Regions from separate parts of the Mus musculus genome. Here region 2 is linked to region 1. The links are chromatin loops, found by intact Hi-C in ENCODE. Cell type or tissue: left cerebral cortex. All regions are shown on one strand.

Region 1 (2,500 bases):
TTGGGCTCAGGAGGGTGATGCTGAAGTGCGACATGCTCAAGCTGTTTCCTGGCGCTGAGAATGCGGGAGAACATAACCCACACGGGACCAGTCAGGCAGCTCTGCACGCCAATGTCCATTACATCTTACAGGATTTTATGTATATTTTTTGAAGAGAAAAAAAGTAAAAAGCTCTTCAGTGTAGTGTATAATTGAACATATATGGAAATAAAATCTCATTAAAAATAAAAAAAAAGGACTTGGATCTCCTCTGCAACTCCCATCCTGTCTATATTAAAATTCAAAGTATATTCATCTGTCACCAATCTGTGTATTTTCCTGTGGCCTGTATTGTGTTCCCCCCAAAACCTCTATGTTCAATTTCTAAACCACAGTACCGCAGACCCCATTGGAAGAGGTGATTGGGTGAAAATACAGTCGTTGGGCTTCTTCCTAATCCAATGTAAGGGATGGTCTTATGACCCAGGGAGGGACACTACAGAGGGAACACAGGCTGAGAAGCAGTAGGATGGAGGTGGCTGACCCTGAGCGACCTTCACAGAGACTGACCTTGCCTCCACTGTCTTGATCTGAGGTATTGCGTAATTGGGAGATACCCTTTCTGTTGTTGATGTTACCCAGGCTGCAACATCTGGACACCTCTAAAAAATTAATCCATGTCTAAGAAACAATGCTTTGTTACTAGTTAGGCTGTTTTCTTAAAATATTGTTAATTACCAGATTTTGCTATTTCTTTTCCTTGCGCTGCATGTTGAATGGGAACAGATTAAAGAGACAAGTTTTGCTTTGAGGAAAAATGTGTTTAATTAAAACTGAGCAGATAGTTTTGGGAAAGTCATCTTTCTGGGAGATTCTCCCATTTATACACTCAGACTAGAGTAAATGATGCTGAAAGTGTTGTACAGCCCCAGTTATTTCTGATTTCTCCGAAGACAAGAATTCTATTTTGGGTCTGTACTTCATTAAAAATTTAGCGACATGTAACTATGGGGCTTGGTGTGCCTGTGTGGAGTTGTCCTCTCATTGGATGATTTGTTGAAGCAATGGGTTACTATGGTGTTCAGCTCTGTGGCAGATGGAGTAATTGATCCTAAGAGCTTCTTGCAGTCTATGCTACTTTCTTTGACATGCTCATTCTGCCTATAAAGATGCTCAGCCAGCAACTAGAGATATGAGTGTTTAATAATTGAGACGGAGATTTTAATTCTCTTTATGTCAATATTAAAGATAAGAAGGACAGTTTGCCTCACTCATCTTCTTTAGTCTATACATATACTTCATTTACTAACCATGTCATATACACTTGGAAAAAGTTGTCATCCCAATTGGCAAATTGACTTCTTTTCGATTTCCACCATCATTGGATTTTTTTTTTTTTTTTTTTTGGATAGTATCTCTCAGCAAAATCTTGCTGGCATATGCAATAGTGTATGGGTTTGGTGGCAGTGCCTGGCAAATACAGAAGTGATGCTCACAGTCATCTATAAGATCGATCACAGGGCACCCAATGGAGAAGCTAGAGAAAGCACCCAAGGAGCTGAAGGAGTCTGCAGCCCTATAGGTGGAACAACATTATGAACTAACCAGTACCCCCAGAGCTCGTGTCTCTAGCTGCATATGTAGCAGAAGATGACCTAGTAGGCCATCACTGGGAAGAGAGGCCCCTTGGTCTTGCAAACTTTATATGCCTCAGTACAGGGGAATGCCAGGGCCAAGAAGTAGAAGTGAGTGGGTAGGGGAGCAAGGCAGGGGGAGGATATAGGGAACTTTCAGGATAGCATTTGAAATGTAAATAAAGAAAATATCTAATAAAAAAATAATCAGTACCCTCAAAAAAGAAAGAAAGAAAGAAAGAAAGAAAGAAAGAAAGAAAGAAAAAAAAGATAGTATCTCTGTGTAGACCAGGGTCGTTTTGAACTCAGGGAGATCTGCCTGCTTCTGCCTCCTAAGTGTTAGCATTATAGATGTGTGATACTACATCCTACCTCCATCATTGGTATTTTTCGTGAGTCTGTTTTAAACTTGTAAATTATACAGAGATGACACCTTGAGGTGACACTGAGATGGTCTGATTAAACAAAGGATGGCTTTTTATTGTTAGGTGTTCTGAGTCCTTACTTTATTTATTTATTTGTTTATTTATTTATTTATTTATTTATTTATTTAACATAAAGTCACAAGCTTCATTATGCTGGTTTCCTCGTCTCCCTCCTCCCACAGCTTATGCCAGTCTGCTTTTGTGTGTGTTACGTGGTGAATCTATTATCCTCTCCACACCCTTCCTGAGAACCCGCCTTCCCCTCTCACAGCCCCTTTCTAATCTCATCCCCTTTACCTGCACTCACACCCACATAAATCTATATATCTAAATCTTAGGAGCTAGGCTCTGCATAGGAAAGAGTATGTGGTTTTGTCTTTTGTGATCAGATCAACTCCATTAATGTAGTAATTTCCAGATCCATCAACTTATCTTTCTTCTTGGCTGTATGACATGTCATTA
Region 2 (2,500 bases), 250 kb after region 1:
GCCTTGGCATTTCTCGTGTCCACAGCCCCTCTCACTCTTTTGGGTATTGCCATCATTCACCTGGTTGAAACTGAAAAACCAGTGCAGCACTCAGGAGCCTTTACTTAAGGATGTGGCCGAGAGGTTGCTTGGAGAGTTTTGTCCAGAGTCCTGCAAAATAATATAAGATCATGATAAGAGAAAATTATTCAAAGAAAATTGTTCAAAGAAAATTCCTCGAGATTGTCTGCCTAAAAGAGAAAATAGAAAATGGTTTTAAGTAAACTTTCACATAGGATTCAGAACGTCAAATTATGTTAACAGCCTTTAATAACTTTTACATTGCACTTTGATTAAGATATCAAACAGATTCTTCCGACTACAACCCATCAGAATGTGTGACAGTTAGCTAAAGCAGGCTTTGAAGTATTTTACAGCATTAAAAGCTTACACTGGGAAATGGAGAAGTTTGACATCAATGATTTATGTGTTTATTCTATGAAGTAGGAGAATAGAAGTGAATTAAATCAAAGGCAATGGGAAAGAAAACAATAATAAATGTCAAAGAAGAGATATGCAATTGAAAGCAAAACTAATTGAAAACATCAACAAAGTCAAGCGCGATCAACACCTAGATCCATGATGGAGACAACAGATGAGAGGTATTCACAGAGCTGGGACAGGAGAGGCAAAGGGCTGGTTGGGAGGCGGGAGCTTGACCAGAGCTGGACCACAACTGCAGGTCAGAGACTGGAGGCTAAGAGTCACAAGCCTGTGTCCTTGGCTGGCTTCTGGAAGATGGAGAAGCACGTGATGCTGGAGAGGCCTACAGTGCTGGAAATGGAACATTATTGGGTGGCCAGTGCACTGCTATGGTCTCCTGACCAAACTCCTTTCTCCTCTAGGGTACCTTACACATCTTTTACCTAGTAAAGCTGATAGCTGTCTTCTTCTGGAAAGAGGGAAGTGTAACAGGGAGATGCTTGGAGCTTAATAGTGTTGCACTGAAAGCAGAGATAGTTTGTACTATATATATATATATATATAATGTAATAATATATATATAATATATATATTAGTTTTATGAATTTTCGCTGAAAATTTCAAAAGCTTTTTCTTATTCAAACGCACAAGAATACGTATAATGTTATTATTGACTAACAGGTGACAAAACCGGGCTTACATAGCATGGTTTAATGGTGGCAATTATGTGTCTGGAATGATTACAACTCCAGTTCCATGGACTTGCAGTCAGGGAGCCATGGAATATAAAAATTCCAACTGAATTTGTTGCACTTGGATGCAGTGACACATTTTGGCAGAACTTGAAGGTTTAGGATTTCACATTCCAGGGTGTGGCTACAGTACCATTCTGACACAGAATTAGCATCTCTAATTAATGTTATATAAAACAGAGGCCAGGGAGGCAGAGCCATCAGGGATTGTTCCTTGTAAGGCAAATAGTATTTTTAGGACCAGCGTGCATTTTTCTTTTCGTCCACATGGCACTCAACAGATGGTGATGTGGGCGGCTGTGGTTTAAGATCTGAAGTAGTTCATAAAGACATCCAGTCTTATCCTTGTCTGTCCTAGAGGCAGTGATGGCTACAGACTGATCCAGACATCTCTACCCAAGATCGTGCCAGCAATCCCTGTGGGTGGACCCTGCTGGACCCTGCAGACAGGCAGTGCCCTGAACAGCAGGATGGCTGGAGACAGCTTGTTTCTGCCTGCTGGCAGTGCTCAGAATAGGCATAGCCAGGCCGATTTCATTATGAAAAAGAACTTTTTCTTCCCATGGCATTCCTTAATTCTTAAAAATAAATCCTGAGGCTGAAATCATCTTTCTCCAGAAGTTCCCTTTGGATTATTCTTAATATTTCATTCCACCTGCTGTATAAGCTGTGTCTGTCCAGAGTCTTGGACTCTAGCAGGAAGGGCAAAGGAGTAACGAGGAGCAGGCCTTAGCATGTGCTTTTGTTTATATTCCACAGAAAGCACACGAGCCCCTTGACATGAATCCCTTACTACCAACACTTGTATCACCAGTTTCACTTTCTTCATTTGGTCATATCCCATCATTGTTATTACTTTTTCTCTAAATCAATAAACGGTTCCACTTACACTCATTTGATCCTCTCTTGTCTTTTGATGCTTGCTTGTGTTTGTAGCCTTGCTATGTAGACCAGGCCAAGCTCAAACTCGTGACAGTGCTGCGTGATCCTCCAGCCTCAGCCTTCTGAGAGGTGGGATTTCAGGCACTCAACACCATGCCTGCAGATCTTCTCTTCTCTTATGACTTCCTAAATTAAAAAGCATTCCACATCCCAGTAGATTTCAGAAGTGTGTATATTGAGAAGCCAAGCTTGGTCAGCGTTTTACTGTAATTCTTAGGAGCTCCGATAGAAAGCCCATGCGTGTCCTTGCTCTCATCCCAGGCAGTCAGGCCCTGAAGAGCGTACATTTGAGGGTAGTATCTGTGCTGATTTCCAGAGGTGCAGTGAGCATTATTTCAGCTTGT

Evidence for each region. A loop is a pair of places that touch in the nucleus more often than their neighbours do. Peaks named below come from ENCODE experiments on the same cell type or tissue, not always from the same donor. Only the 100,000 strongest peaks of a DNase experiment are listed, where the experiment ranks them.
Region 2: it touches region 1 in a loop (10-fold over the local background); 2 of 42 quality-filtered maps call a loop at or near these places.

What each region holds. Positions count from the first base shown.
Region 1 is chr5:5,238,842-5,241,341 of GRCm38, reverse strand. The region is part of intron 3 of Cdk14 (cyclin-dependent kinase 14); the gene reads left to right. Among named protein-coding and RNA genes, the nearest start is that of Gm30151, 130 kb to the left of the region's middle. In left cerebral cortex, no CTCF peak of the experiment used is centred here; DNase peaks (open chromatin) are centred at 36 and 956.
Region 2 is chr5:4,992,413-4,994,912 of GRCm38, reverse strand. The region is part of intron 10 of Cdk14 (cyclin-dependent kinase 14); the gene reads left to right. Among named protein-coding and RNA genes, the nearest start is that of Fzd1, 240 kb to the right of the region's middle. In left cerebral cortex, a CTCF peak has its summit at 1,480; DNase peaks (open chromatin) are centred at 764, 1,471 and 2,241; H3K27ac peaks cover 2,082 bases.